2 separate regions of the Homo sapiens genome follow, and region 1 is linked to region 2. The links are chromatin loops, found by intact Hi-C in ENCODE. Cell type or tissue: adrenal gland. All regions are shown on one strand. Links, peaks and the distances in the headings refer to the core of each region. The heading gives the core; the rest is flanking DNA.

Evidence for each region. A loop is a pair of places that touch in the nucleus more often than their neighbours do. Peaks named below come from ENCODE experiments on the same cell type or tissue, not always from the same donor. Only the 100,000 strongest peaks of a DNase experiment are listed, where the experiment ranks them.
Region 1: it touches region 2 in a loop (2.9-fold over the local background); 2 of 110 quality-filtered maps call a loop at or near these places.

Annotation. Positions count from the first base shown.
Region 1 is chr7:111,108,208-111,120,660 of GRCh38, reverse strand. The region is part of intron 3 of IMMP2L (inner mitochondrial membrane peptidase subunit 2); the gene reads left to right. The region is part of intron 2 of LRRN3 (leucine rich repeat neuronal 3); the gene reads right to left. It also overlaps the pseudogene LOC124901853. Among named protein-coding and RNA genes, the nearest start is that of LRRN3, 23 kb to the right of the region's middle. In adrenal gland, for the core only: no CTCF peak of the experiment used is centred there; no DNase peak of the experiment used is centred there; H3K27ac peaks cover 212 bases.
Region 2 is chr7:111,217,293-111,229,745 of GRCh38, reverse strand. The region is part of intron 3 of IMMP2L (inner mitochondrial membrane peptidase subunit 2); the gene reads left to right. It overlaps LOC124901725 (a long non-coding RNA gene), which reads left to right. Exons shown (of 2, transcript XR_007060477.1): 1 at 1-12,453. Among named protein-coding and RNA genes, the nearest start is that of LRRN3, 130 kb to the right of the region's middle. In adrenal gland, for the core only: no CTCF peak of the experiment used is centred there; no DNase peak of the experiment used is centred there; H3K4me3 peaks cover 788 bases.

The DNA.
Region 1 (12,453 bases), core at 4,151-6,650, 110 kb after region 2:
GTAACTAAAGTTCACAAGATTAACATTTGGCTGTTTTATTTTTCCCTGAGAATAACTTACCTTCCATTACTAACAATGAAAAAACAATTTTATTACATCACTGATATGGTTTGGCTGTGTCCCCGCCCAAATCTCATCTTGAATTGTAGCTCCGATAATTCCCATGTGTTGTGGGAGGGACCTGGTGGGAGATAATTAAATCATGGGGGCAGTTTCCCCCATGCTCATGGTAGTGAAATAAGTCTCAGGAGATCTGATGTTTTTATAGGGGAAATGTCTTTTGCTTGAGTCTCATTCTCTCTTGCCTGCCTAAATGTAAGATGTGCCTTTTGCCATCTGCCATGATTGTGAGGCCTTTCCAGCCATGTGGAGCTGTGAGTCCATTAAATCTCTTTTTCTTTGTAAATTACTCAGTCTTGGATATGTCTCTATTAGCAGCATGAGAACGGATTAATGCAATCAGTAACACAAAGACCTAGATATTTTTCTTTTAAATCTATACCAGTGTCTTTGAAATATAATCATTTCCAACACCAAGTTGCAAATTTGATATATGGAGATCCTTCTATGTTTACCTCACCGTCTGCCATTTTCCTGCAGGCAACCTTCTCCCTATTGGTAGAGCTATGGTTGCATCACTCTGCCTGGAATACTTCTTTCTTTGTTTTAAATTATGTTTTACTGTCTTTTCAAACCTCAGTTCAAGAATCTCCCCTCTGGGAAGTCTTTCATACAAGACTTTCATATAACCCCTCCCTCCACATGTACTTAGCTGCCCCTTCACAGTGGTCCCATGGCTCCAGCACTTGTTTCTGTCAGGCATTTCCTTGATCCTTTCCTTCACCAGGCACTAACCTCCTTGAGAGCGTGAGGCCTGCCTGGCTTTGCATCCTATCTTCTGGGCATTATCATTATAATGTAGTATGTGCTCAAGAAATGTTTTGAATGAACTGATAAATGAATTGTATTAGTAGAATCCTGTATGCATCCTTTTACATGTTACTTAAGTAATTCTATCTGCTTAATTTCTAATTTCAGTAAATCTGTTTTAATGTGTATAAGTATTTACTAACATCAAATTTGTGTTACATATATTACTAAAATCCAGAGATTAAAATTCAGGCTAATACAAAGGAATGTTAGACTTTAAGAGAAAAGTTAATCTATTATATCTGTGCTTTATTCTTCAATTTATCCAGTCAACATTTATTGAGCACTTTCTACATGCCAATTACTGGGTTAATAGCTAGAGGGAAAACAGATGACTTAGATATGGTTGATTTCTTTAGTAAAATTTCAGTCTGGAGGGGAAACAGAAGTAAACAGATGGTTACAATTCCGTATGCATGCTCATTTGGGAGCATATACCCCTCCGAATAAAATGAAAATAGAAATCTATTGCCCCTGTATGTCCAGAATGAAGGAAAAACCTAGGTACAAAGTCCAATTGCATTTCTGTATGTTTCCATAAATCACTTAGCTGAGAATGGAGAAACCATTACTTCTGTCAATTAATTCGTTAGGTCTGCTTTCTCCAGCAGAGCAGAGAGGTACCTATATCCTTCTTTAAGTTAACTAGAGGTTTGGAAATATTAAAGATGAGGCATTCTTTCTGGGGGAGTCTTAATATAATGCCACTTTTTGAAATTATCCTGGTGGGTGTCTTAAAATTTATATTTGTGTTTAATTAGAAAATGTTTTCTTATTTCATCATTTACATAGCCATATGCTAGAAACAACCACATTTTGAATTAGATTTCTTCTGAAAGCTTTTGCAAATGAGAGTGTTTATAGTGGTGAGCATATTCAAATGTTGTTTCTCCTGGTCTGTAGGAAGCAATAGTATGGGAAACACAATAGAGAATATAGAAATTTATCGTTTCTTTAGCATAATATTGACTTTTTCTTAAGTCTGTGGAAATGATTATGATATTTCATTAATATGCTATTTAGTATGGGCTATTTGCAGGATAATAAGTAAGTAATAATAGTATCTTCTTAGTGCTTTATAGTTTTCAAAGCCTTTTCTTATTCATTATTAATTTAATATTAATGAACTTGTGAGATAGGTTGGTGAGGTACATTAATCTCCACTTTTTAATGTAAGGTTATTGAGACCCATCTGCCTGATACCACACAACAAATAAATGGTGGGGTGGGATTAAAACCTAGTTTAGGCCGTTAAAATCAAACAATTGTAAGAATTCTCATATCTTATATATCCAATTCCTGTGGACACTTATAATTTGAGATTTCTTTATGTGAAAATACAGATTGTTTCTTGGTATAATTATATGTAGAAGCTTTTATGGATAAAGCTACTTTTCCTTAGTAAAGAGATCTTTATTCTTTAGCTTCTTTATCTGTTTTTCATCATTTATGAAATATTGATCCAACACCTACTTTTTGGCAGGCATTATCATAGACACTGGAAAGTCAGCAATAAATAAGATAAAATATCTGCTCACCAAGTTTTCAGTTATCAAAGGAGTAAATAGCTGAGGACAATGATGCACAGTAGATTTGATTTACAATAAAAATGTGTGCAATGCTCTGTGGATGCACAAAGGAGAGAATGCTTAATTCTGTTCCTCCAAAAGGAGCAACATGAATGTTCTGTGGTCTTTTGTGATACTTATGAAAAATCAGCTGGGGTATAGTGAGGACATGTGAGTAAGAAGATTTAAAATCCACTGTCTTTTAGATGAGTTTTTGCAATGCTAAAGCTTAAGAACAAAGTGTGCCTTCTTCTTTGCACTTTATTATGTGTATTATAAAGACTACAGAGTGTGAGGAAAAGAAACATTTTGATACTTAAGTTGAAAAATTGGTGAAGAAAAAAATTGCCATGGGTACATTAAAACCCAGTTTTTCCTTTTCTTCTATAGCAAATTGCTGGCTAAGTTCATTTGTATAAAGAACTTAAATTCTATTCTCCCACTATCTAACTTCATATTCCCTTGTTGTAAGACTTGATCTTTCTTTAGTTCTAATTGAAGGTTCCATATCCCAGAGGTATTGTTGAATTATACTAAATGCATCCTTGTAAAAGACTGTTCTATTTTCCTTGGGAAATATTTCTTTTCCAGTTTTTCAAAACAAATTATTTGAATTTATATGACAACTCTCAGGAAATGGATAATGGTAATTATTTAGAATAGCTTAATGAATGCTATCCTTAAAAACTGATGTCAATGAGAAATTGATACACCGAAAGAAAATTTGTTTTGCATTAAGAAACATGGGCCAGGTTTACTGGATGATTTTGTAACTGGGGACAGGATACCTCACTTTCTTGTACCTCAGATTATTGATCTCTATAATTTAGAAATTTGGTTGCATGAGTTGTAAGATTCTTTCACATCCCAAACTTACATGATACTATTCTGTGAACATCAAAGATTTTTTCCAAAGGTGTCTAACAATTGAATGTGTGTAAACTCACTTATCTGATTTTAACCTTTGTGTTTTTTAATTGATTACAAGTTTATATTCAATACTCTAGTCCCATGCCATTAACAAATTTAGGATCAGTGAATTTTAGTCATTATGGGGCTTTTAAAGACTATCAAATTAGTTACCTGCCATTATTTCTATTTTATCTTTTTATCTACACAGTAGTAAACAAACTAGAGAGTTACTTTAATCATTAAATTAAGGCAGACTAACCAGTAGGAAGTAAATTGCCTCGATTAGAGCACTTCATCTAAATTCAGATGTGAATTCAAATTCCTTCATTTTGCCTCTAAAGCTCAGTCTTAACCACTAAGTTCTACTTTCTCTCAAATGTTTATTTTTAAAACAGCACCACACACCTTGGTATCTTCTCAGAAAGGTGTTTCCTCCAACTGTATAGGTGCACTGCCTTTTTTGTTATTATTGTTGGGTGTTTCTCTTCCTTTGATAATAAAGTTTCACTCAGATGAAATTATAAGGCAGTTGAGTATTGTGGAAGGAATAAAATAAAAACTGTTTTCTAGGCCTAGTTTTGCTATGTGAGAGTAATCACATCGCTCTCTGAATCTTAGTTTCTCACAAAATATGCACTAAATTTTTACTCTTGTTTTCAAGTTGATTGTTAATGTCCTGTGAAATTGTAGAGATTTTGTGTGGGATTGCCATTATAAAGAAATTTGTTTATTAGAGAAAAATTATTTTTGTTATTGTTCAAAATTTATATAGTAAAATGTATGTCATGTATACCCATATATTTAATGGATGCTGTCTTTTAGAGTGGTTTTAGAGTGGATTCTGATATTTTCAGATTCTCAAATCTGATATTTTGAGATTTTCAAACTGGCAAAAATCCTCTTATTATCATTATAGAAATAACTATAGATTTTTTTAAAAGGAGGGGCAATTTTATTTTATGTCCTTGTCATGTTTAAGAACTTTTATTTTTACCCAGCAAGCATTAATGCAGATCATAAACAAATCATGTGCTGTTTCCATTCCTCTGGATATAGGGCTCAGATGAGTCCTTTAGATGACAATATAGGCCTTGTAATAAAGTTCTCTCAGAGAAACCAGTAGTAACTTAAATAGCACAATTCTCTCTCCTGAGTCTCAAGATATGCTTTGGGCAGATTTGAGAGAATCTTGGATGTTTTATCTTTTTTCTTCTCTTGTTTTTAGAATTGAGGCTTGTGCTACATGGGGATAGTTTTCTTTAAACAATAATTCCGGCCGGATGTGGTGGCTCATGCCTGTAATCCCAGCCCTTTGGGAGGCTGAGTTGGGTGGATCACCTAAGGCCAGGAGTTTGAGACCAGCCTGGTCAACATAGTGAAACCCAGTCTCTAGTAAAAATACAAAAATTAGCCAGGTGTGCTAGAGTTGGTGGTGCACATCTCTAGTCCCAGCTACTCGGGAGGCTGAGGCACGAGAATCGCTGGAACCTGGGAGGCGGTGGCTGCAGTGAGCCCAGATGGTGCCAGCTGCACTCTAGCCTGAGCGACAGAGTGTGAGTCTGTCTAAGAAATATATATAAATATATAAAAATAAATAATAAAAATAAAAAATAATTGCAAATGTCTCACCCTAATACGTCCAATTTGTGGAATCTAGTTATAGTACAGCTATAATTTAGAAAGGGTAGTTTACAGTACAGAAATCTCTCTTTATAATTTTCTTTTACAGAGGGGGGGATGAAATCTTAATCACAGGCACATTTCATATTGGGGTAGTCATTTCTGTATACTCATAAATTACCAGCTTGTCATGATACTGTCATTTTTTATGAAAATTCTGATTTGTAGTTATATTTAATTATTGATTTTGCTCAACTGAGCACTTCATTAATAGCATTATTTGTGAAGTTGACTTTTGTACATGATTAGTAAAACAAATGATAATTTTAAGTCATAACTTGTCTCTTGATGCTTATATTTTTTCCTATAAGCATCACACCATATACTGGGGAATTCTAATTTACAATATGTCATAACAGTACATTATTCAATATTGTTTGAGAGCCAATGGAGTTTGATTGCCTGATTTGCCTTTTTAACCTCTCTTTTATTTACCTTGTTATTTAGCATTTATATGGTCCCAAATGTAGGTCTCTCTGGGAAAAACACTCATTTATTCATTATCCTTAATATTCACTCATCTTAGATTGAAGTATAATCATCTTGTTTTCCATAGTGATGGAAAATTTGCTTCAGGTTATAATTAAACTAGAGATCTCTATTTGGGTGATGCCTGTCTGTAAAATTACCAGCACTTTAACAGTAGGCTATTGTGTAAGTATGCAGACCCGGGAGTTAGGAGGAGACCTCGTGACCTTTAGTGACTTCATTTCTAAAATAAAAATCACCTTCAAATTCTATTATTATATAATTTTTGTAGTAACCCTTAAATATTCTCAAAATGGTTTCAATGTATTTCTTTTTTTTTCTTTCTTTCTTTTTTTTTTTTTTTGAGATGGAGTCTCGCCTGTTGCCCAGGCTAGAGGGCAGTGGTGCGATCTCGGCTCACTCACTGCACCCTCCACCTCCTGGGTTCAAACAATTCTCCTGCCTCAGCCTCCCAAGTGGCTGGGATTACAGGCACCTGCCACCACACCCAGCGAATGTTTGTATTTTTAGTACAGATGGGGTTTCACCATGTTGGCCAGGCTGGTCTCAAACTCCTGACCTAATGATCTGCCCTCCTTGAACTCACAAAGTGCTGGGATTACAGGTGTGGGTCACTGTGCCCAGCCAATATATTTCTTTGTGCAAACTTAATACAATGTACTTGGATGGATACCGATAGGATTTACTCAGAGATTTTATGATATTTTTAGTTTTTCATGCTTATTCACGTTTTATGTGTCTGTCAAACAGTGGCATAGAGATAGACAAGGTGCTAATTTCATTTACATCAGAAGTAGTCTATAAAAAGATCCTTAGGAGCTGTACAAATTCATGAAAAATTTGAAGAATTTTAAACATTTGTATGTCAGGAGTAATTTATATACACTTGTAAGAGAAATCATTGTTTTCCTGGCAAAAATGTGTGTGTGTGTGTGTGTGTGTGTGTGTAGATTTATGTGTATGTGTATGTTGAGAGACTTCAGTTCTGTTCAGAAAATTTTGAATGTGACTGACTAAATTTATGCATTAAAATTTCCCATTTTGTCCACTCTTTATTTCTATCAATAGATATTTAGAGGGATTTAATTAGGCCTTAATTTGTATTTTACACATTTCACATAAATTGAGAGGAAAAGTCTGCCCAAATATGCTTTCCTTATTCTCTCGTAAGTTTTGGTCTCTAAAAGCTCATTCTTATGATTTAGTTCCAGTTTATTTGAGAAGTTAGTGTGGTAGTATGACTGGTAAATGATGTCATCCTTTTATCTTCAAAGGAATTTCCAACTAGATTTGGAAATTCCCCTGCTTGAATGACAGGAGACAGACTTACATTGTGCCTTGCAGTACAATGGTTTGGGAAATGTGTGTCTCATGTAGACCCTCTTTCAATTATCCTGCATTTCAGATGAAAACATTTGGGGTAATTATCCAGATAATTTAAACAATTTTTAAGTCATTTTTTTATTGGAAGATAGCCAAATATCCTGTCTTTGAAGTCTCCATTCTTTATGTCACATGAAGACTGTCCATCTCCCTGGTATAGTTAAAAGAAAAAAATAAATGAAGTGATTGCAGCTTGAGTTGATTTTATGAACAGGCACAAGTATGCTGCCTTATGCTTTCTGATCTTGCAAGCACTACTCTCTAGGGCCTTATACATGGGAGGACATGATAGACATGTATACAAAAAAAAAAGACTATTCTATATTGATTGCCATAAGTAAATGCTTTTATCAATCTCAGGAGGGATGGTTTTGAAGCATAGATATGCTGTAAAAGGATGGCAGCAAAAAGGTTTTCAACTCATTTGTATTCCTTGATTAACTCAGTTTGACAGAATAGAAAGTCACTGGTTTGTAAAGAAGGTAAGGAAGCCTGTGGACAAGAGTCCAATGACCTAGTATAGATAGAGAATGAAGAACATTTTAGTTACAATATTATTACAGAAATCTTAAAATTATATTTTGGAGGGGAACATTACTCTGAAGGAACTCAGAGTAGAAGGTTTCTGGGTAGTTCACTTTCTGTTCTGCATATAATAAAATATGGTTCTCATTGCTATTAAATAAAACAACACTAATATCAGTGTTTTACGTTTTTACTAAGAATTGAGAAGATAAAACATACGTTGAAAGAAAGGAAATAAAATTAGCTCCTTCAGTTTGAAAGAATTTTTTCAAATGCAATAAACAAGAGACTAAATTATAGCACCACATTTTCGGGTGTGCTGGGGTTAGCTGATGCCTGCCATGAGTTCAGAGTTGGATGGTGCTTTTCTGTTACTATACCTAAGGAAGACGATAATAGCGATGTGGGCTGTATTTTTAGTTCCCTATAATAAGCATGGGATTGTTTGTCTATTTTCTTTTCAAAAGTGTGTCAGATTTCCCTCATGCTCTGTGGTTTGTTTCCTGCTTAAATTCCTGACAATCTGCTTTAAACAACATTGCTATATTTGTGTCCAGAGGATACAAAAAAGTTTTAAAAATAGAACAACATACATTCCACTGTAAGCTTTGAAAAAACTTCCTGAATTATGGCTTTGAGTTTCAACCAAGACATGGAGGCCATATTTATGGCTGTGTGCATGTTTGTGCATCTTTTTGTGAGTGGAAATTCATTACTGTACAGGACATGAGCTCTTTCCCTAACACTCGTGTTAAATGGTTAATATGAGATGACTTGGTGGCACTCTGAAGTACGAAGTGACAGACAGAGTTAAAGTTCTTGATGTATGCTAGGTCAGTGAAGCTTTGTCATTTAGTTCCTGTGTGGAAATTAAAGGCACTATATGCAGGTTAAAGTTTTTCATTTTCAGGGCCAGGAGTGGTGGCTCATGCCTGTAATCCCAGCACTTTGGGAGGCGAAGTCAGGCGGATATACCTGAGGTCAGGAGTTCAAGACCAGCCAACATGGCGAAACCCAGTCTCTGCTAAAAATACTCCGTCTCTACTAAAAATACAAAAATTAGCCGGGTGTGGTGGCATGCGCCTGTAAACCCAGCTACTCGGGAGGCTGAGACAGGAGAATCACCGGAACCCAGGAGGCAGAGGTTGCAGTGAGCCGAGATCGCACCACTGCACTCCAGCCTGGGAGACAGAGCAAGACTCCATCTCAAAAAAAAAAAAAAAAAAAAAAACAAACTATATATATATATATAAATAAAATATATAAATAAAGTTTTGCATTTCCTTTTTCCTGTCACCTAACTTAACTTAAAGGCATGTATTTTTTCTTTTTCAGAGACAAGGTCTCCTTTTGTCGCCCAGGATGGAGTTCAGTCACTTAACTTTATAGAAGCCTCACAATAACTCTTTACTTGAAGCTAATTATGTAGGACTACTTTATGTAGATGACTTTGCAAAATTTGGTTGCCTACAACCCCCTTGAATTCATTTAAAATTACTATTGACGCAGGGGGGGACATTAGTTGATTCACATTATTTCTGTTCGTAAGAGCTTTATGGTGAATTCTACTTTAATGTGTTTATAATATTTGACTACTATACCATTTAAGGACTAGTCTATATCAGGTTATGAACATTTGGGAAATATGAGATCCCCCAAAAGAGTGGCATAGTAAATGAAATACATTTTGCCTTATGTGTTGAATAGAGAGGGCTAAAATTAAGGGCGGGGGAAGTAAAAATACTAACGGGCCATTTTTTTTTGGGGGGGGATGGAAAGCAGTGTAATTTGTGATGCCTACCAAATTTTAATTTTTGTTAATGGGCAATGTAGGCCCTTGCTAACATTAACTTTTTTTTTTTTTTTTTTTTTTTACAACTGCTACCCATGAAGAGCATGGGCGATATGCCCACATAAGCGTCTTTTTGCAAGGTTGTACATGACTAGAGCACCAAAGGGAGTTCTAAATCTTAATGGAGAAAAAGAGTTCTTTCAAAACAGGGTTATAAATTTGCATTCATTTCACTCTTAGAAGCCTGGTATTCATCTCATATGTGGATTAGGTGAAAGCTAAGTGACAAATCACCTGTTTGGGAAAATTTCTTAGTAGATAAACTCTTTCCAGATAATTTAGGATTATGTTTCAGACTATCAGTTTAGGCTCAGAAAAGCAAATGGTTTTATATTATGTTATAGCAGCTTCACAGGTTAGGATTTAATACATTTTTATGGATAAAATGAATAGTGTTAGATTATTGGATCTGAGTTAGGAGAAGAAATTTTCCCTTCACAGTCACATGATTTAAGATCTGGAATCCCTTAAATTTGATCTGGGACATTCACCTAACTTTACTGTTCCAATATGCCAAGACAAAATTATTTTGTGAAGGAAATTTATAATTAAATAACTGGTATTAAATTAATATCAGTAATGTCTACTGCAGAAATAGTTCACATTGCTCAGTCAAGAATTACTCAACATTAATTTCATATATGTAGAAACATTCTTTGAACTTTAAGTTATTTGTATTCTATACTTATATGTTTGATATTTATACTTATGTTTTTATATATATTCTTCAAGACAGTTATGTAGTAAAGTTTATGCTAAACCATTTTGGGCTTGGAGCTCAACATCCAAACTGAAAAACGAATAAAACTTTTTCATGATTTCTGTTAATTCTAATTCATGACACTGGTTAGTAAGATATAATCTATATTTGTGATCATTCCTGGTATTGTTTATGTTTTCTTGGAAGATAAGATATTATTTCAGTGAATAAAAGCTATTCTAAATATATGAGAAGCATAATTAAACTTTGTCATAATAATGAATATGGACTTGAAAAATATTAGTTTTGAGGTTTTCTTTAATGACTGATTCCTATCAATTGTGTGGAGAAACAAAGATTTGAAAAAGAATATCATTTTCCCTAATGATGTCTTCATGTCTAATATCCATGAACAGATAGGATCTTTGATGCTTTACTTATCTTTGCATATTTTAGTATAGTTCAGATCCTAAAGACTTTATTTTTTGAGACAGAGTCTCACTGTGTTGCCTAGGCTGGAGTGCAGTGGCGTGATCTCAGCTTACTGCAACCTCCACCTCCTGGGTTCAAGCGATTCTCCTGCCTCAGCCTCCTGAGTAGCTTGGACTACAGGTGTTCATCCATCATGCCTGGCTAACTTTTGTAATTTTAATAGACACAGTGTTTCACCATATTGATCAGGCCGGTCTTGAACTCCTGACCTTGTGATCCGCCCACCTTGGCCTCCCAAAGTGCTGGAATTACAGGCATGAGCCACCGCGCCCAGCCCCTGAAGACTTTTTAAGGGCCCTTTCCATTAACTTCAGTTTTCCATCATATAACAATAGCAACAAACAATGAAAACAGCGATAGTAGTCACAGTCATATTGTGCTACAATGTACAAATTCAGTTCAATTTTCATATATGACCTTATCTGATTCCCCTAATAATCCTGTCAGCATGTGCAGTTATACCCACTTTACAGGTGATAACTCAGAGAGATTTCATGAGGTGGTGAAAGTTGAAGGGGCATTATCAGTGATGGCTCCTGAACTCTATTCCAGGTCCTTGACTCCATTTTCAGGTCTCTTCCTGTGAGCTCTGTGTAATAAAGCTTTGTGTCGCAGATATATATGTACTTGATTGCCCCCTTACTAGTTGTTAATGAAACACCTTCATGTCTAGACCTATGTCTTACTCACTGAGTAAGCCTATACTTGTGTGCTGACTTGTCTTCTTTGCACAGTGAAATTAAATGATACTTTCTTTTAAAACTTAATTAAGATGCTTTTGTAGTTCGTAAGCATGATGATTGGGTTTTCTTGCTCTTGTATGAGATGTGCCTCCGTCATACCTTGGAAACCTGACTTGAAAAAAAAAACTTAATTATGGAAGGAAAGTTAATGGTTTATCATGTAGCTGGCAATGAACATGTTAAATTGTACTGAAAATGTTTTACACATTCTAGATGTTTGTTCTTTAATTTGGTCTTTAATTCTTCTTGATAATACCTTATTTACGGACCACCTTACTTAAAATATCCCCTAAAGTCATTCTTATTCTCACCATGTTGTTTTCTTTATAGATCATTTAAGACTGCTAGAAATTATTTGCTTTTTGTTTATTGCTTACTTCCCATCATCTCCACTAGAATGTTAGCTTTATTAAAGTTGTTTCCGTTTTATTCAGAGCTATGGATCTCCAATGCCTAGCTAGAATATTGCCTGCTATTGTTGTTCAATAAATATCTACTGAATGAATGAATGAATATCAGTTGCTTTTAATTATAAATTTCCATCTTATTATACATTTAAAAAAATTTGCTGTACGAGGTACTCATTTGTGACCTTTGTTTTGTTGGTGAATGCTGAATTGACTCATGTGGTTTGTATGCATGAACTATTGAGTGATGATGTAAGCTTGGCAAACAGAAATAAATATGTTTTTTTTAAATTCAGGAGATTACAAAAGTGTAACAATACCCACTTTAGAAGGGTATAATTAAATCTGTGATTGTTTAAAAAGAATCATAAATTTCTTCTAAGCCAATGTCTACTCTCATTATATCTCGAATAAATCTGTTGTGAGGAAACTAATGGAGATATGTATGTTTTGTTCGTATATCTTTTTTACTTGAGATATAGTTTTCAATTGATTTTTATATATTATATCTCTAGTAATAGCACAGTGTAGTGGGGGTATAATATATACAGATTAGTTTCTTAAAATTTGTGACATTTGTATTTGGAGAACATAGAAAACCATGTAATTTAGGTTAAAATGTATTCTTAATGATTGAAAGTGCCACAGACTTTCAGAATTAATGTAAAAAGCTGTATCAACAACAAAAAGAGCAATAATAAACATTAATATAATTGAGTGTTAAGTACTGAGAAAAGTCCTCTAGAAAATTGGTTTGATGTGGCTGCAGGCC
Region 2 (12,453 bases), core at 3,602-6,101:
GGTGTGTACTAATGATATGAATTATTTTAATATATACGATAATTCCTTTTCTCTTTTAGTCAAATGTCCTGGAAATTCTTCACTAAATCTAATTTTATCCATTGTTGAGGTTTCTCCCAATGGTAAGTTAAGCACTTAAACCACACAATCACTTAAACCACACAATCAACCCTAGAAAGATGGAAGGAGACGGTGGGAATGTGAGTAGGGTGAGTTGGTGTGGCAACCTTTGGAACCACTTTAGCACATTCCACAGTACTTTTCCTATCAGAAACCAGGGATAATTTCAACCCTAAGGAAAAGCAATTACCTTGATCACCTGATTGTGATTTGCATACCTGAAACTGATAAAATCATTTCACATACTTTTATCATGTATCATGATACAGATTGTATCAATGGATACATACGTATCACTTACTATCCTAAGTTTCTGTTTCATGGTCAGGATACATTAAATACTCTCGGTATTTCCTTTCAAAGGGAAATTGAGGGTTATTAAATCAGTAGTTTTAAAAAAGTATTATAAAAATATTAAGAATTAATTTGTGTTTCTATTTGATTATATCTGTCATCAGTGTGGAAAGAAGTTACTTTGTAATAAAGGCAACCGCGTAGAACTGGATGTTTTGTAAACTGTTAGTGTGTTGGTAAATTGTTGGTATGTAAAATCCGGGTTGAGTATGACATTAATAGTAAGTGGTTAAAAAAACTAGCAATTCTGAGGTTTCGGGCTGATACACACACACACACACACACACACACACACACACACACACGCATTGCTAGTGTTTATTGAATTACCTCTTTGCACCATGTTTAACTGTTACTTCTTGGTCATTTTTGAAAGGTATAAATTATTTTACCTTTGTTTTTACATATATCCATTAATTTTTTTTTATAACATTGTAAAATACCTTTCACCTAAGATGGTGGGGACCCTTTGTTAACTCCAAGAAGATGGATAGCCATAGGATATGCTATATTTAAATGTAGTTCTTCTGCAAATAACTATAGAATATTTATGCATTTTTGACAAAGTTTCAGAGGCATAAATGCTGCCATTGCCCAATAGAGGAAATTTCATACAAAACTCACCAAACTTTATGTATGGTCAGTTTCTCGGAATGGATACTTCTGCAGACTAGTTCCCCAGTCTTCTTGCACTTCTAACACACACTTGAGAGATGGGACCTGTGGGTCTGTACTGGTCTTGGCCATCTGGTCTCAAGGACCATCAGGAAGCTGTCTTGGTTCTTGTGCTTAGAACTCAGTGTTTCCTGGCTTTTGGGAGGTATTTCCAGATTTGACACCTTTGATTTTTTTTAATAAAAGTTTTTCTTTTTGAGTCTCATTTTTTTTTAATGAGAACCTATTCATCTCCTAATACAAATTGATAGAAATAGACTTGACTTTATCAAGTTAAGTACTTGAGCCAGACACATGTTGTATTCCAGCCTGTGTTCCAAGTGCTCCTGTCCCCACCTTGACAGCCTTTCAGGTTTGTGGCTTTTATTTATATGCTATTGTCTTGTGGTTAGTACCTTTTCTTGAATATAGAGGAGTAGAATTATTTTGTGTTTCAGAAATGTTTGTTTTAAACATGAACATAAACGTATTTCAACAGCAGATAATCTCTTAATGAGGGAATTCTTGGTTGGCCCATCTGAAGTCAATCCTGACATTATTTCTGATAGATTTCTGTGGCCTATGGCTAGGTTTCAATGGAATCGGTTCTGAAATCACTACATGCTGTCGAAATCAAAACTTGTCATATTAGGTTCTGTAACAAATACAACTAATGAGACAACAGATTAATAGTAGAAGTGGTTTTTGAAATATCATTCCAAGGTATTGATTTACTCAAAATGTTATAAATACCACTCTGGATTAACTTTAAAATGGGTTACTATGTGATATATATATTTTTTGTAGATGCCAGAATTCTGTTTCTAGGAATTCTTTATTGATAAAATGTTAAATGTTGAAAGATAGTACATTTGACCAACATACTTTTGACAAACATTCTGAGCATTAGATGTTTATTGTGTGGTTGCCATATTAGGAGTGGTTTATTTCTGGCTTATGCAGAGTATGGGAGTAGCTTTATTAAGTGTTTCTCCTCAGTTTTTGTCTTTATAGGCTCTGAATTTTGTAGACACATTTATTTCTTGGGATTCCTTTTCAACATTGTCCTTTGGGACTGGCAAAGGCAGTTTTAGATAGATCTGGTTTCATATGGAACTGCTTCCTGTGACTAGTGTTTTCTCTTGGGTGCTGTAAAAATAACTAATCCTTATAGTCGAAGCTTAAAAGAAAACAGGGAGATATCCTATAATATATTCTACTTCCATCTTTCCTTATTGATTTCTGGGAACATGTATTGATTGGAAGAAGAAGTTTGGGAATCTCTTAAAGTAATACTTCGGGTAGCAAATGAAATATAGAAAATGGAGAAGGAGATAAAAAAGTAGTGGTAATGGAAGAATGCAGAATAGTGTGAGAAATGTGTGTGGGTGTAAATGGAGCACTGTATGGCTGTTTGCAAGGTGAAACCAGGTGGTGGTGTGTGGCAAGTGCAGCATTCTGTGCTACCAATGCCAGAGAATGATATCTGGAACCATTGAAAGCCCCTTACGCAGCTTCAACCCACCCCTTCTTATTCACCTGAGCAATTTATTTGTTTTCATTCTTTCTCTTATCCATTGCCTTCTTTCTTTATCTTGTTTCCTCCTATTTCATCAGGGATATGAATCCACCAATCACTTCCCCTTTTTACTGGCATTTCCAGTCTTGTCTTCTCCACTGATTATTATCTTGAACAATAAATTTGCTCATGTATTTTCTATGTAGCTCTCTCCATTCTGTCCCTTCGTATTATTGCTATATTACTTCCATTTCCTTCTAGTCAGTTTACCAAAAAGCATGTTACAATTATTGTAGACTCAAAGATACTGTACCTGATAATGCCCTTTTTGGGGAAATGAATCAAAGATCATAATCAACACTTTGTTTTTGTTGTTATTGTTGCCAGAGTTAAAATTTATTTCTTATTTCACTTCACAATTAGCTATAATTATGTTGCTATAAAGAGAAATTTTACATTGTCTCCCCCATTACTGTGGTAGTTGAATTGATCATCATTTAGCAGAAAATCAAAGAGCGCAATGATCAAGCAGTAGAATGACCTGTTGCTAGCTCTCAGAGGTTTAATTCCCCAGAAGCAGACATTGAGATGAGGATTTGTTTGCAAGTAATTTATTAAGAAAGTGAGAAACAGCCAGGCATGGTGGCTCACATCTGTAATCCTGGTACTTTGGGAGGCTGAGGCAGGAGGATCGCTTGAGCCAGAAGTTCAAGACCAGCGTGGGCAACATAGTGAGACCTTGTCTGTAAAATAAAAAAATAAAATAGTAAAATAAAATGTAGCTGGGCATGGTGGCACATGGCTGTAGTCCAAGCTACCGAGGAGGCTGAGAAAGGAGGATTGGTTGAATCTGGGAGGTCGAGACTGCAGTGAGCCGTGATTGTGCCATACTTCAGCCTCGGTAACAGAGCAAGACCCTGTCTCAGAAAACAAAACAAAACAAAAAAAGGAGTAATCAATTAGGGAGTGACAGAATGGGAAAAAAAGGGAATGGGGAAGAAGAGGTATGATTTTAGGCAAAGTCTTTTCAAGGATAGCTTTAGTCTAAACCTTCATGAGAGCTCTGGAGTATGAATTATTTGTCTGTTCAAACCCAAATTAAATGAGGTAGATGTTCATACTTCCATCCCTACCAGCCACTGCCTAAGGATGATAAAGGGGTACAGGAGGGGAGATGCTTATCCCCAGTTAGGGGGATATATAAAGTGACTATAGTAGCCTGAGGGCATAAGAACACTTAACAAGTCTTATCTTTTGGAAGCAAAATCACACTGAAACAACATGCAAGTCAGAATATGTATTGTAATGTGCACAAGTCTTCTTAAGGAACCATGTGATGGAATTGGATAATTTACTTTGCACTCCATCACTCCACTTAACCACCCATTCTTTTTTTTTTTTTTTTTTGGCTCTATCTCACCATTTTGACTGGAAAAGGGATGAGTATTTTATAGCACTTTTGATGGATAATTGTGACATTCTTCTTTGATATTATATTGATATTATACCAAAACTCAATAAGTAGTACTTTCCTATAGACTATTTACAGTGTGGAATCTGATGCCATATCAATGAACTTTTTGTATTTTCTCACTCCAAAATCCATTGGTTTATCTTGCACCTTGAATAAATCTTTTACCCATGCATGTATTGGTCATTTGGAAAATATAGATTCATTGGGTTATATATCTTCCAAATGTTTATGCATTTTATTATACAGCATAAACAAATCCCATTTATTAATATTACTACTGCTGCATCAGAAAAGTCATGATATTAGTAAGCTCTTACAGTGGCAATATAAGGCTTTCTTATAACTGTCACAGTGACAGATGTAAGTTTTTCAAACTTCTACTTTTTGCTTGAAAGCTTTAATGTTATCATTGGTAATGAATACTGTCAGTTGTTTTCCTTGAAGTGACAGATTAACTTTGTCCATTTTTGTGAAAATGTCTGCCAAAAATCCAAGTCTAAATAATAATAGCTTATCTGTCAGTTGTCCCTTTAAGTAAAAAGTGTTTGGTGGAAAAAAGTGGCTAGTTCAGCTTGCAACGGAAACAACCAGGAGTGCTGTTCCTTAAACAACCATTGTACTCTAGTTGCAGTGAGTGCTTTATGTGTATTTGCCATTTCACCACACAGAATAATAAAACACATTTAATTTGAGATATAATGGAACTAAGATTTTTACTCCTTCATCGAAGACATTCTTAAATAAAACAGACTTTGCTTGCTTTAATGACAGTGCATGGCAGTGAAGAGTACAATGACTCAGTAAAGTTTGGTGCCAAGGCTTTGATTTATGCTAAGCTGCTAGCAGTTCTCCCACCAGTGCTTTCATATCATCTGTGAAAATATTAACATATCAAAAAGGGTAAATAACATTTTAATATCATTATGAAAATAATTTTGCCCTCATGAACTCCTGAAAGGTTCTCATGGATCTCAGGAGTCCATTGAGTTCACTTTAAGAGCCACTGCTTTAAAGAAAACAGCAACACACAGTATTCTGCATCTTGTCACCCTCTGTCACCAAGTATCTACCTTAGTCTTTGCACACAAATTGCAATCATCATTTAGTTTACTACTTGAGTAATTTTGGAAGATGGTATTTAAAACACCTTTCTTCAACTTCCTTAGATACTTCTACTTTTAACAGGGTTCCTCTCTAAAATGTCATTAGCAGGTGTTTATATTTTCATGGAAATTTTCCTGTGACAGATAGACTCACACATGTACAAACCATCATTTGCTGAGGCCATTAAGTTAATTTTCCTTAATCTATTTGTTTCAAAGAATTTTAGTATATTCATTTTACCAGTATACTCTTTAGTTCTGAAAGGGTCAGAATAATGACATTCTCACTTGTGGTTCTGAAATGCATTTCAGTTCACAAAGCACTTCCTCATGCATCATCTCTTTTGGCCATCACACCAGTCCTGTGAGATTTGCAGGGCAGTGTCATTATCTCCACGAGTAAACCCAGGTTGAGAGAGGGGGAAGTGGGTTGCCTAAGGTCTAAGGCCACACAGTGAGTGGCAGAACAGAATTGAGATGCTCTGTTTTCTATATTCAGTTTCCTCTTGTGTATAGTGTTCTTTCTTTTCTTGTAACAATTTAAAAGGCATTCCATATTTTTTCCCTAGTCTATGTAGCTGGTTTCTCTTATCATTTCATATCATAAGATGCCTGCACAGGCTGTTGACTTAGATAAAAATATTGTGTAACTGAAGAAATGGAAGCTACACATAGGAGCTATGGTCTCAGCGAAGGCCTGATACTGCTCACAATTCTGTTGTAACCATGAAGGTTACTTTCTTTTAAACTTAATAAATATCAGCCAACCCAGGTATGAAATTTTCAGCTGCAAGAAGAACTGCAGGAAACAGTTAAATATACCCTATAGCCAATATAAGGCAAAACAATACAGAGAATGGAGATTTGCTGGGTAATTAAGCATGTTACAAAGTAGACTGACTAATCTATAATCATATGCTAGGATTAGTAATACAAAAGGCTGACATACGTGGTGTGAATTAATGAAAAAGGGTTTTGAAGAGTTTACAATAGCAAAGATGGTTGCATATTATAACAATTAATTAAACATTATTTTATTTCTTTGTGGTATTCCTTTCTGGCCAAGAGGATTGAACACTTCCTAGAGTTCATTGTGCTTAATTAGACTTTAAAAAATAATTTTTCTTAATTTGTTAGAAAATATTTTTAAAACACTGCAAATGATAGAGAATAATAACATATATCCATGTTTGCAGCATCCAGTTTTATCGTATTTTAACATTTTTCTAGCTCTGCCTTTCTTAAAGAAAAAATATTACAAAAATAATTAAAACTTACTGTATACCTTGTCGTGAGGCTGTGTCCATCACTACCAAGAGTTAATTATCATTCTGAATTTACTGATCATTTTTCCATAATGCATATTTTTATATTTTGATACATATATTTGTATTGATAAATATATATAGTGTTTTTCATGTTTTAATAGTGTATAAAATTTGGTATCATTCTATGTCATTTTGCAACAGTTTTTTTCTTCAATGTTGCTTTTGAGATCATTCATATTTATATATGTAACTCTGATGTAGGTATACAATGTGTAGTATTTTTTAGTGAGTATGCCATAATTCATGTATCTGTTGTACTATTGATGGCTGTGTAGGTTCTTTTCAATTCTTGCTATATGTACCGATATCAGGACATTGTTATGTATACTTCCCTATCCACATGGACAACAGATTTTTTAGGGCATATAACTAGAAGTGGAATTGCCAGGTCTTTGGTATACATTTCTTTAATTTACTAAATATTGTCAGCTTATTTTCAAAAGTAGTTTTGCTATTTTATACACTTATACATTCCTTACTCACTGACGTTCTTATATAAGAATGTTTCATTTTCAGCTCACCTCATAAAACTTGGTATTGTTCGATTGTAAATTTTAATATATCCAAATATCATCTCCTTGAAGTTTTATTGCACATCTCCCTGATTACTACTGAGGCTGAACATCTTTTCATATGCATATTGACTATTTTCCCTCTGTGAAATGTTTGTTTCTATCCTACTCATTTTTCTTTTTGGTCATTAAGCTTTAAAAAAAAAATACTGTTGATGTGTAGGTGTCCTTTTATATTCTGGATAATAATCATCTGTTTGTCATAAGTCTTGAAAATATCTCGTCTGTGGCTTATCTTAATTTTGCTCATGTGTTTTTTTTGTACAAAAATTTTAATTTCTATGTGGCAGAGTTTTTTTGTTTTGTTAGGCATAGGTATTTTTCTTGTTTAGGAATTTTCTTACTCTTGTGTTATAAAGATATATTTTTCTATATTTTACTTTTCACATTAGGTCTAATCAATCAGGAATTGAGGTAGGATTACAGATCAGGAATTAGAGGCGGCATTATACCTCTAATATATCTACACATCTTGCTTTTCACAGTTAGGTCTTACCTGTCAGAAATTGAGGTGGCATTATAATCAGGAATTAGTGGTGGCATTATACATCGGTGGGGGAAGACAAGAAAAAAGTAAATCCCCATTTACTTTGTAATTAGTCTTGGGTAGGGATTTACTTTTCCCCCATCATCCCCCTGCTGACTGTGATGCCATCTCTTTGATATTTCATGTCCATGCTGGCATGGATCTGTTTCTCTGCTCTTTGTTCTGTCGTTTTAGTCTAGCTGCGTGTCTTTGGCCTAATGCTATGCTATTCTAATAATGATAGTTTCAGTATCTGGCAGGAGACGTTTTTCTACCTTGTACTATCTTTTCATAGTTATCATTGTTATTCTTGGCTCTTTGGCCTTATATATGAATTTCAAGATTACACTATCAACTTCTATGAAAAACTCTATGGAATGACTTCAAATTGATCTATTAATTGCCACAAATTTGCTGTATTTATATTTTTTTCCCACATGTGAACATGGAATTACTTTTCATTACATAGAGCTAAGGTTTTATAATTTTCCCCGTAATGTGATTATACACATTTTCCCCTGTGTACCGTATGTTTTTATTGTTGCTAGTGTGTATAGGCTCACGTTATCTCTCTCTCTCTTGCTCTCTCTCTCTCTGTTTCAGTATTGAAATGCTTGTTACTTGTCTATAGGAAGTCTGTAGTTTTTGTTTGCTAGTCTTAAAACAAGCTACTTTTGAAATCTTCTAATAATTTGCTACAGAATCCATTAAAATTTTCTATTTTGGCAGTCATAACGTACAGATATGGGTAATGCTTTCTAATACATATTTTTAAAATTTTTCAAGTAGTCTTGTGATATTGACTATTATCTCTAGAGCAGTATGAGAGAAGCAGCGGAATAGATATATATCTTTTTGTTTTTATGTTAATGGTAATGTGACTAAAATTTTAGTTTGTGATATATGCTGTAAGCTCTTAAGAGATACTCTACATTACTCTGTATTTGGGTAGAGATGCTTCCTTTACTCCTTGTTTGTGAAGGTGTGGTGGTTAATTTTATGTGTCAACTTGACTAGGCAACAGGATGCTCAGATATCTGGTTAAACATTATTTTAGGTTGTTTCTGTGAAGGTGTTTCTCGAAGAGATTAGCGTTTAAAATGGTGAACTCAGTAAGCAAATGGCCCTTTCCAATGTGGGTGGACATCATCCAATCTATTGAGGGCCTGAATAGAACAAAAAGATGGAGGAAAGCTGAGTTCATTCTCTGCCTAACCGTTGAACTGTAGCACTCATCTCTTGCCCTCGGTTCCCCTGGTTCTCAGGCCTTCAGACTCATACTGGAATCTATACCATTGGCTCTCTGGTTCTCAGGTCTTCAGACTACATCACTGTCTTTCCTGAGGCTCCAGCTTTCAGTTGGAAAATTATGGGACTTTACTTCCATGATCACTTGAGCCTATACCTTACAGTAAATATATGTGTGTGTATATCTATCAGTCTCTGTCTGTCTTCTCTCTCTCTCCCTCTGTATCCATCCATCCATCCATCCATCCATCCATCCATCCATCCATCCATCATGTTTCTCTGGAGAAGCCTGAGTAATACAGAAAACTTTTTATCTCAAATGAATATTTAATTTAACAATTATTTTTCTTGCATTTAATATAATAAATTTTCTGATATTAAACCATCTTTTAAATCTGCAATTAAATCTAGCTTTTATGCCTCCAAATCTTTTAAAGAAATTTATTTTACATATTCAGAAACACCATCTGATTTGTTTTAAAATCTGAACTTGCTTTATAGGATTTATTTTTTTGTCTGGTAACCAAACAATGTTTTATTCTTCATCTTTTATATCGTATAATACCTATAAAATATTTTACTTTATAATACATGTAAAGGAATTATAAGTAGAAGCTCAGCTCTGACTTTGAAACTGATTTCATTTTTTTCCTTTGTGAGCCTATGCTGTTTTAATATGGTGGGAATAGGGTGTGGTAAGTGGTTTGTTCTTTAACAGTACCTGGAAAAATGTAATATTAGGTTTCAAATGGCAAACATTGCAATTACTTTTGCACTAACCTAGTAGATAAGTGACATAATTCTATAGTGGAGCTTGGAGAAATAGTGTGAGCATAAATTCGTAGTCTGAGAATTAGGTTCCAAATTTATTTTGTGAAATTTCTTTTTCCACTAGCTACTTATTGGCTTCTGATAAAAGAAGTTAAAATAATATTCCCATTGCTTGAATCATTCTATCACTACTCTAAGATCACTTTCTTGCTTATGGATACCTCATTTACTTCCATTAATTTATTGAAAAAGCTTTTCAGATTAAACACAATAGAAACAGGTTAACAAAGGTAAAAAAACATGATTAATTTCTTGTTTTATAGACCAAAAAAATTAGTGGTACTGTTTAATTATTGCAGTTGAATTTGATTCAACCAAACAGTGATTTGAGATCATAGAATACTGACAGCTAAGGCAAAAAGACAGCCATATTAAATTAGATGTGATTTCATTATTTCATAAGATAATGCATCCTAAGAAATCATAATAAAATATGTAAGCAAAAATAGAGACTCACTTAATTTGAATAATATGTGAATTAATTTTATGATATCATTAGAGCTAATTTTTATGTTTAGCTAGCCCTGTTTACTTAAAATTTATCCACTGGCAAATACAATAGCTCAAACCAATGCAGAAATATTAATACCTGCATTATTTGTTTAAAATTTAGGGTCCTAGGCCTTATTTCCAGAGATTCTGGTTTATTAGGTCTTGGGAACAGTCTGAACATCAGCATATTGATCATCACAGGTGGTCTTAGGATTACACTTTTAGAAATAGTGCCTCAAACAAAGAAAAAAAGTTATGACTTTACTGTATTTGGGTCATTATTCTAGATTTCAAAAAGAGGCTTTTAAAATTTTTTAGTAATTTGGCATTTCAAAGTAGAGTAAGTTAGAAATTTCCATGTAAAAATAACTTGTGATGGTTAACAGCTAAACAGCTAAACCCAAATAGTATAACATACATCAATAGTTGATTTTGTTAGCCACGTAGTCTTTTTCTTTCTAGCTTAATACCTCTATTTCATGCCCTGTTTTCACTCCTTCACAAGTTTTAGTGGCTCAACATAGATGAATTTTGATCTTGTATAGATATTCTAAGTTGTGGATGTATTTGTTATTTCATATTTTAAGCAGAACTCTGGGATTTTAAGAAAAGTATTTATTATTTTGTATTAGAAGAGGCAGGCCCTTGATTTTCAAGATTTATTATACTTTTGTAATAACTGGCTGTAGTCAGGGGCTCAGATATCAGAACTGTTCATGGGGAAAGTAATTTCCACTGATGTCATTTCTAACCAAGTGAGTGACATTGATGTACGTAGCCCTGGCCTATAACTGGTCAGCCTGAAATAATTAATCAGAAAAAACAACTATTTTAGTACCTGACTGAATTAAAGCCTTATTGGTAATGAACTAGGTTAATTGGAGTTCTCCCATCTCGAGACTTTCACAACTGTCTTTAGGTTAACGAAAATATTTTAGATCTAGCTGAGTGTATAGCCTTGGATATTTCTGTGATTTCTTTTAAGATCATATGGGGAACGTTTTATTTACGTTGCCTGGGGTTTATTGGTGCATTTCTCTTTAACATTGTAATGGGAAAAAAAAAACTGATAAAACTTTTGAAAATATGGTGAAAGTTTCCACTTGTGTTTTATTAAATGTAGGCGATACAACATAATAGCATAGGTACATGCATTCTTTATTTGCAGCTCTTTCAGGAGGAAGACATTAATTTTCATAAGAAATATGACATTTATAAGAATTGAAAAGTTTAAAAGGAAGTGCACAGAAATTGGTAAGACTTGTAAAACCTTGGTTTACCAGGTCTGGTGATGTCTTGCATAAGAAAACTTCAGAACAGAGCAGATACTTGGGACACTTGTTTATATTTTGCTATTTGTTTACTAAGACCATAAATGCTAAGCTAAACAATTCATATATAGGGAAAGAGTGAATAAAGAGAGAAGATTTTATTATTTTCCTTAGGATTCAAATTTTCTGTCCATCATAGAATCCTTTGATTTTTACTTCTTATGAAAGCACAAAAAGGCAATAGCATTTTCCGTAGCTCATTATTTTGAAAAGAAAAGTGAAGAACATGAAAATACTGCTCCTGTTGATTCTAACACCCACCTCCAGAGAGATACCGAAGACTTTCAATTCATAGTAGAGATCTAATCTTGCCAAAAATACTAAACTTAATTTTTATATTAAAAATAAGATTTCTAGAATATATAGGGAAGATGATTGATAGTTATTTCATGTCAGGCAGTTTTTCTTCCTTGTATTAGAATTTCATTCATATTGATTATTGTTTAGTATCATAATTTTGAGGTAAAGGATTACCTGAAACTATTGTAATTTGCTTCTAATCAGAATATAAAATATACTAGTTTTGTTATTGTTTATAAAAGATAAAGTAAAGGAGATTGGATAATTCTGTCACAATTCTCTTTCTGACTCAACGGACGTTATTAGCTGTACTCAGCATTGATATCCCTTTATTCCTTTGCTTACAGTATATCCTAGTTTCTTCATGTAGCTACTCTGCTCTGCTGTAGGCTAAATGCTTCAGGAGAAGCTGACCCTAATCCAAGCTCCATGAGTGGGCTTTATTAGTCTAAGGTGAACACCATCTTTCTTACCACTTCTTGTTTCATGTGAAAAGGGTCAGGTACCCACTTAAGCGGACTGATATTAGGAGTAGTGCTGGTGCCTCCCTGGACAGGTCTTCCTTTATTCTCACTGGGAGAGTTTCTTGAATTGATTCTCC